Regions from separate parts of the Homo sapiens genome. Here region 1 is linked to region 2. Evidence: read pairs that join two places in POLR2A ChIA-PET (ENCODE). Cell type or tissue: IMR-90. All regions are shown on one strand. Region 1 overlaps ELP2 (elongator acetyltransferase complex subunit 2). Region 2 has its middle 12 kb from the start of RPRD1A.

The links. Peaks named below come from ENCODE experiments on the same cell type or tissue, not always from the same donor. Only the 100,000 strongest peaks of a DNase experiment are listed, where the experiment ranks them.
Region 1: POLR2A ChIA-PET joins it to region 2 with 7 read pairs; 2 of 35 experiments call an interaction of 5 or more read pairs at or near these places.

What each region holds. Positions count from the first base shown.
Region 1 is chr18:36,158,560-36,162,559 of GRCh38, reverse strand. It overlaps ELP2 (elongator acetyltransferase complex subunit 2), which reads right to left. Exons shown (of 22, transcript NM_018255.4): 14 at 3,656-3,725; 15 at 2,730-2,825; 16 at 2,545-2,602; 17 at 1,556-1,628. Among named protein-coding and RNA genes, the nearest start is that of COSMOC, 27 kb to the left of the region's middle. In IMR-90, no CTCF peak of the experiment used is centred here; no DNase peak of the experiment used is centred here; H3K27ac peaks cover 1,406 bases.
Region 2 is chr18:36,077,242-36,081,241 of GRCh38, reverse strand. No RefSeq gene overlaps it. Among named protein-coding and RNA genes, the nearest start is that of RPRD1A, 12 kb to the right of the region's middle. In IMR-90, no CTCF peak of the experiment used is centred here; a DNase peak (open chromatin) is centred at 2,291.

The DNA of each region.
Region 1 (4,000 bases), 81 kb before region 2:
CATATATCCATGCAAAGATTTGTACATAAATTTTCATAACTGTACCATGAGTAAAAGCCCAAAACTGGAAAACAACCCAAATGTCCATTAATAAGTGAATGGATCAACAAATGGTGGTACATCTGTACAAAGTAAAACTACTCAGCATTAAGAAGGCATGAACTACTGATGCATGCAAAAACATGGATAAATCTCAAACAATTATGATGAAAGAAAGAAGCAAAACCAAAAAAGTACATACTTACATGATCCTATTTATATACAATTTTAGAAAATGTAAACTACTCTATCATGACAAAAAGCAGACAAGTGGTTTCCTAGGGATGGAGGCAGGAGGGGAAAGGGAGAGGTAGAAAAGAGGAATTGCCAAAGAGCACAGACAATGTTGGGGGTTGATGGATATACACAGTATCTTGATTGTAGTGATGATTTATACAGGGATAAACATGTCAAAACTTATCAAATTGTTCACATTAAACATACCATTTATAGTATGTTAATAACCCTAAATAAAGCTGTTAAAAAATGTTTAGAGGATACACATATTGTTGTGAATCAACTTAAAAAGGGGGAAAAAAAATCAATTACAGGATTGACAGTGCCCTAAGTTAGAAACAAATTATCTGCTCAGTAGAAGCCCAGACATTTGAACTACTGAATTCCATTTTTCCCAAAGGCTCCTATAAGAGAAGGAAGTCCTCTCAGTACCATTTCAAAGAATAAACAAGTGGGGTAGGGGTGGGTGTAGGGGAAGCACAGCAGTATTTCTTATGATGTCCAAAATGCAGATCAGTGGCATAAATCCACATTAAAAGCAGGGACACAAGCCCATGCAGGTGGGCGGCTCTTATCATCATATTTAAAACAAGTAAATAAATTTCAGAAAATTTAAGACGAATGTGTGGGTTTCAGACCCTTCGGATAATCCTCCACAATTGCTATATCATTCCACAGGATATGGATAAATACTGAATGATGAATTCAAGACCATCCTTCCAGGTAAATGCAAAAGTCATCTACCTTAGGTCAGTGCCAAGAGTGTCCTCAAAAAACAGTCTGATGGATTTCACTCCAGGTTTCCTCTTCTCATTTCCCTGTGTCTCTATGACTCCAATTATTTAAAATTCATCAAATTTTTAGGTGTCATTTTGAGATATCGCTGTTTTATATACAGAGTCTCACTCTGTCACCCAGGCTGGAGTGCAGTGGCGCGATCTTGACTCACTGCAACTTCCACCTCTGGGGTTCAAGTGATTCTCATGTCTCAGCCTCCTGAGTAGCCGGGATTGCAGGTGTCATTTTGAGATACCTGATTAAATCACTTTTAGCAGGGAGGCACAGATAAACTCAAAATGTGCAGCTGAAACAGACTTAAAATGAAACCATAAGCTTTTGAAGAGACAGAAGGGTAAGAGAAATTGAGAAAGTAAGATTCAAAAAACCAAGCACTAGTGGCCTTTCACGTAGAGTTCTGCCTAAATCATTACCAAACTTGCAGGAGCCTGATGACCCAAATAACCTGTGACCAAGCAGAATCAAAAGTAAACTTCCCTACCTTACAAGCTGAGGCAAGCAGAGTCTTTGAACTGTTACAAGTAACACAAAATATTTCATAACCGTGCCCATATCTAAAATTTAAAAAGAAAAAAAGTACTATTAGCAAATGAATCTATTCTCATGCCACACAATTTTTGAAAGTAAAAAGAATAACATCAACCTCTCTAGCTAATATACAATTCTTTTAAGGAACATTGTATGTTTGTCTAGGCAAACATTTGAGAGAAAGACAGGGAGATGGGAGAAAAATGTCAGCTTCCTATAAGTAATATAACTCATTCAAACAATTAACATACAAGTTTTCACCTCCTACTTTCAACCAGCCAGTATCTAAACAATAAAACATGGAAAAGTCTTCATCAGGAACCATCAAAGACAAAAAGACCATGACTAACAACAAAACTTAAGTCTTTTTTTTTTTTTTCAAGGCAAGGTCTCATTCTGTCACCCAGGCTGGGGTGCAGTGGTGCAATCATGGCTCACTGCAGCCTCCAATTCCTGGGCAGAAGCAATCCTCCAGCCTCAGTCTCTCAAGTAGCTTGGGACTACAGGCATGCATCATCATGCCTGGCTAATTTTTTAAAATTTTTTGTAGAGATGGGGTCTCGCTATGTTGTCAAGGCTGGTCTCAAACTCCTGGCCTCAAGTGATCCTCCTGCTACGGCCTCCCAAAGTGCTATGATTACAGGTGTGAGCCACTGTACCCAGCCAAGTCTTCTTAATAAAGAAAAAATATATATTGTTATGCTTCTCTACTTTAAAAATAAGATGAATAAACAAAACTAATGAACATAATAAACAGTAATATAAAAATAAACGTTAAGGTTTAATTCTCATTCCTTATGAAGAGCCACTAAGAGATATATAGAAGAGGAGGAAAAAGGTAGGTAGAAGGAAGAAAAAGGAGACATCAGATTGTGGGGTGGGGAGGAAAAGTCAGAAGTTACGACAGAATCAGACCAAAGAGCTAAATACAGTTTAACTTACAGTTTTTGAACTTCAGGCCACAAAGTATTCTGCAGAAGATGATCCTCAGTGGGAGGCTCTAGAATAAATTGAAGCTATTTTTTTCTATGTAAAAGTGAATTCTATAGCACTTATTTAGGTCAGCAGCAATAGATAACATACTGTGTGTTCTAGCGATTTATTAAATTGTCTTTGTCACATCTTACCAGTAAGTATGGAGGGCTGAAAGGCCACCTGCTGATACTCAAAACCAGTACTAGTTAACAGCTCCTCTTCATCAGAAGGCTGAGAAGCTATATCTCCTAGTTTGAAGAAACACATCAAGAATATAGTCACTATTTTTATATCTCCTTCACTTGTCTCAATATTAAGGCCACCACATAGAAAGCAGTGGTAATTCAAAGTGGTGCAATTCACAGCTGTGTCCATGTGATTCCAAAGGCAAGAGTATTTCCATTACTCCAGTATTTTCCAAACATGCTCCTGGCAGCATTAATCAACTCCATAAAGGTTCTTTCCATTTTCTTTGATCTAACAGTCTCCAAACTTTTAAAACTACACAACCAACTCTTCAGGTTACCCACATTCTCATCTGTAGTTCTAACACCAAAACACATACTTTGTGGCAGGGCGTGGTGGCTCACACCTGTAATAACAGCAGTTTGGGAGGCCAAGGCAGGTGGATCACCTGAGGTCAGGAGTTCCAGACCACTCTGGCCAACATGGTGAAACCCTGTCTCTACTAAAAATACAAAAATTAGCTGGGCATGGTAGCACATGCCTGTAGTCCCAGCTATTTGGGAGGCTGAGGCAGGAGAATTGCTTGAAGCCAGGAGGCAGAGGTTGCAGTGAGCTGAGATCGCGCCACTGCACTCCAGCCTGGGTGACAGAGCAAGACTCTGTCTCAAAAAAAAAAAAAAAAGGGAAAAAACATGCTTTGTGAAAACTGCATCTACTTCAGTGGTCTGAGTGTGTACAAAGAGTACTTATCACGAAATAGGTGATAGAAAAGATATACTGTGATTTAAAAAAAAAATCAGCTGTAACAAACATTAGGTAGACATTACACAAGTGTATGACTGGGGTTTAAGTACCACTATGGGTTTAATAATTTTGAAGACAAAAGCCTTACCCTGAAAGACAGCTTTATTTGATAATCCCAATGCAGGGACAGTGGCTCCTTCTGGAAGATCACTATCTTGCTAGAATAGAAAATATAATATCTAAGTTATAAATGCTAAAGTTTTATTTGCTAATTTTAAAACTAAAAGTTACTGTTACTTCAGGCACTACAAAAAAGTCACGCTCATAAATGCTGAGAAACAGTTTAAAGACCATCTTGTGTGGATGTCTACCCGTACTTTCACTTCCTGAACCAACAATGCAATGCTAAGCAATCACTCTCCAACAGACAAGCCCTACCAGGCCTCCAACTCCCATGCAATCCATAAAGTCGGGCATCCTCTCATCCATAAAG
Region 2 (4,000 bases):
TCATAGGTTTTCCTTTATAGGTTACCTGATACATTTGCCTCACAGCTCTTAAGATTCTTTCCTTTGTCTTGACTTTAGATAACCTGATGACTATGTGCCTGAATGATGATCTTTTTGTGATTAATTTCCCAGGTGTTCTTTGAGCTTCTTATATTTGGATGTCTATACATCCAAATCACTTGTGAGGTCAGGGAAGTTTTCCTCAATTATTCCCTCAATATGTTTTCCAAACTTGTAGATTTCTCTTCTTTCTCAGGAACACCAGTTATTTTTAGGTTTGGCTGTTTAATATAATCCCAAATTTCTTGGAGGCTTTGTTTATTTTTTTAAATTCTTTTTTCTTTGTTTCTGTCTGATCGGGTTAATTTAAAGACCTTGTCTTCAAGCTCTGAAGTTCTTTCTTCTACTTGTTCAATTCTATTGTTGAAATTTTTCAATGCATTTTGTATTTCTCTAAGTGTGTCTTTCATTTCCAGAAGTTATAATTGTTTTTTCTTAATAATGTCTATTTCTCTGGAGCATTTTTCATCCATATCTTGTATTTTTTAAAAATTTCCTTAAATTGGTTTTCACCTTTCTCTGGTATCTCCTCGAGTAGCTTAATAATCAACTTTCTGAAATCTTTACCTGGCAATTCAAAGATTTCTTCTTGGTTTGGATCCATTGCTGGGGATCTAGTGTCATCTTTTGGGGGTGTTATAGAACCTTGTTTTGTCGTTCTACCAGAATTATTTTTCTGATTCCTCCTATTTTGGGTAGACTATTTCAGTGGAAAAATCTGGAACTCAAGGCTGCTGTTCAGATTCTTTAGTCCCGCAGGGTGGTCCCTTGATGTGGTGTTCTCCCCTTCCTCTAGGGATGGGGCTTCCTGTGAGCCAGACTTCAGGAAGTAATTGTTATTGCTTTTCTTGGTTTAGACACCCAGAGGTGCTACCAGGCTCTGGCTCTGGTCTGTTGCTGGAGAATACCTGTGAAGAGTCCTGTGATGCCATCTGTCTTCAGGTCTCCCAGCTGTAGATACCTGCACCTGCTCTGGTGGAGGTGATAGGGGAGAGAAGTAGACTCTGTGAGAGTCCTTGCTTGTAGATGTGTTTAGTATGTTGGCTTTCTCAAAAGCTGGTTATGCTAGCAGTGAAGTTGTCACATGGACAGACTCAAGATCACCAGTTGCCAGGATGTTGGAGGCAGTGGAATTAGCTGTTGTTTTCTCCTTCCTTGGAGCAGGTTCATTCAGTCATGAGTTGCTGTAACGTCCTGAGTTGGTTGGCCTTTAGACAGGAGGTAGCGCTTTCAAGAGACCACCAGCTGCAATAGTAGAAGGGGGATATCGGCTTGTCCTAAATTGGCCAGGTTAAGTATTCAGGTTTCTCAAGCAATGGGTGGGGTCATAAAACTCCCAAGAGTTTGTCTTTTGTGATCAGCTACCAGGGCAGGTAGAGAAATACCATCAAGTGGGGGGGGCAAGGTTAGGTGGGTCTAAGCTCAGACTCTCCTTGAGTGGGGTTTGCTGCAGCCACTGTGGGAGATGGGGAAGGCGGTTCTTGGACCAATGGGGTTATGTTCCAGAGGGGATTATGGCTGCCTCTATCACCAGGGAAGTGGGGGAAAGCTGGTAGCAATAGACCTCACCCAGCTCCCATCCAGTTGGCAAGGCTGTTCTCACTCTCAACATACCCAACTAACAGTGCAAGTTTATCTCCAGGCAGCCTGTGCACAGGACTCAGACCTAGTCCCAAGCTTTAAGTTTCACCCGCTAAGAAAGTAAGCATGGCTTTCAGCCATACCCCTCCCCATCCGCCCTCACTGTCAGCTGTGACTCCTGCTCTCCTTTCTGCAGTAGTTCCCATTTGCCCTGGATTCTGCTCAAGAGAGTTTGTGCCCAGTCAAAGTTATTATAAAGTTTAGCCGGAAACTACTTTCACCCTGTGACCCCTCCCAAATTCCACTGGCTGCATTTCCCGAGGGCCTCTGTGAGATATAGTCAGGGATGGCTTCCCTGGGCTCAAGCGGGAGAATGGAAGTGCCTACAAGGCTCTTCTCACTACTTTCATATTTCACACTAAGTCTGTTTCAGGTTTAAGTAAGGGTAAATCCTTCTCCCATAATCTGGACTTTCGGGTTCCCCAGTGGGGATGTGTGTTCAGAGGCAGCTTTTCCCCCTTCTCACCTTAAGAACTCACAGTTTTTCTCCTGTCTCACAGAATTTGCAGCAGCCTACTACTTCTTTCAAATGATCTGTGAATTCTTTTGGTTTTCCTGGTACATTCCTGTGGTTGTTCCTAGAGCAAAAGTCCATGGTGTAAGTCTCCACACACTGTTCTGTCTGTCCAAGTGGGAGCTGTACATCAGCCTTGTCTCCAATCTGCCATCTTGAATTCTTATCTCTAACTATTTTGTAATAACACTTAGCTTAAAATACAAACACATTGTATAGCTGTACACAAATTCTTTCTTTATATCCTAATCTTATAAACTTCTTCTTGCCAAAAAATTACTTTTTAAACTTTTTTGTTAAAAACTAATACACACTCTCCCTCTCCCTCTCCCTCTCCCCACGGTCTCCGTCTCCCTCTCCCCACGGTCTCCCTCTCCCTCTCTTTCCACGGTCTCCCTCTGATGCCGAGCCGAAGCTGGACTGTACTGCTGCCATCTCGGCTCACTGCAACCTCCCTGCCTGATTCTCCTGCCTCAGCCTGCCGAGTGCCTGCGATTGCAGGCGCGCGCCGCCATGCCTGACTGGTTTTCGTATTTTTTTGGTGGAGACGGGGTTTCGCTGTGTTGGCCGGGCTGGTCTCCAGCTCCTAACCGCGAGTGATCCGCCAGCCTCGGCCTCCCTAGGTGCCGGGATTGCAGACGGAGTCTGGTTCACTAAGTGCTCAATGGTGCCCAGGCTGGAGTGCAGTGGCGTGATCTCGGCTTGCTACAACCTCCACCTCCCAGCCGCCTGCCTTGGCCTCCCAAAGTGCCGAGAGTGCAGCCTCTGCCCAGCTGCCACCCTGTCTGGGAAGTGAGGAGCATCTCTGCCTGGCCGCCCATCGTCTGGGACGTGAGGAGCCCCTCTGCCTGGCTGCCCAGTCTGGAAAGTGAGGAGCGTCTCTGCCCGGCTGCCATCCCATCTAGGAAGTGAGGAGCACCTCTTCCCGGCCGCCATCCCATCTAGGAAGTGAGGAGCGTCTCTGCCCGGCCACCCATCGTCTGAGATGTGGGGAGCGCCTCTGCCCCGCCGCCCCGTCTGGGATGTGAGGAGCACCTCTGCCCGGCCGCAACCCCATCTGGGAGGTGAGGAGCGTCTCTGCCCTGCCGCCCCGTCTGAGAAGGGAGGAGACCCTCCGCCTGGCAACCGCCCCATCTGAGAAGTGAGGAGCCCCTCCGCCCGGCAGCCGCCCCATCTGAGAAGTGAGGAGCCCCTCCGCCCGGCAGCCGCCCCATCTGAGAAGTGAGGAGCCCCTCCGCCCGGCAACCACCCCGTCTGGGAAGTGAGGAGCATTTCTGCCCGGCAGCCACCCCATCCGGGAGGGAGGTGGGGGTCAGCCCCCGCCAGGCCAGCCGCCCCGTCCGGGAGGGAGGTGGGGGGTCAGCCCCCCGCCCGGCCAGCCGCCCCGTCTGGGAGGGAGGTGGGGGGGTCAGCCCCCCGCCCGGCCAGCCTCCCCGTCTGGGAGGTGAGGGGCGCCTCTGCCAGGCCGCCCCTACTGGGAAGTGAGGAGCCCCTCTGCCCGGCCAGCCGCCCCGTCCGGGAGGGAGGTGGGTGGGTCAGCCCCCCGCCTGACCAGCCGCCCCATCCGGGAGGTGAGGAGCCCCTCTGCCCGGCCGCCACCCCGTCTGGGAGGTGTACCCAACAGCTCATTGAGAATGGGCCATGATGACAATGGCGGTTTTGTGGAATAGAAAGGGGGGAAAGGTGGGGAAAAGATTGAGAAATCGGATGGTTGCCGTGTCTGTGTAGAAAGAAGTAGACATAGGAGACTTTTCATTTTGTTCTGTACTAAGAAAAATTCTTCTG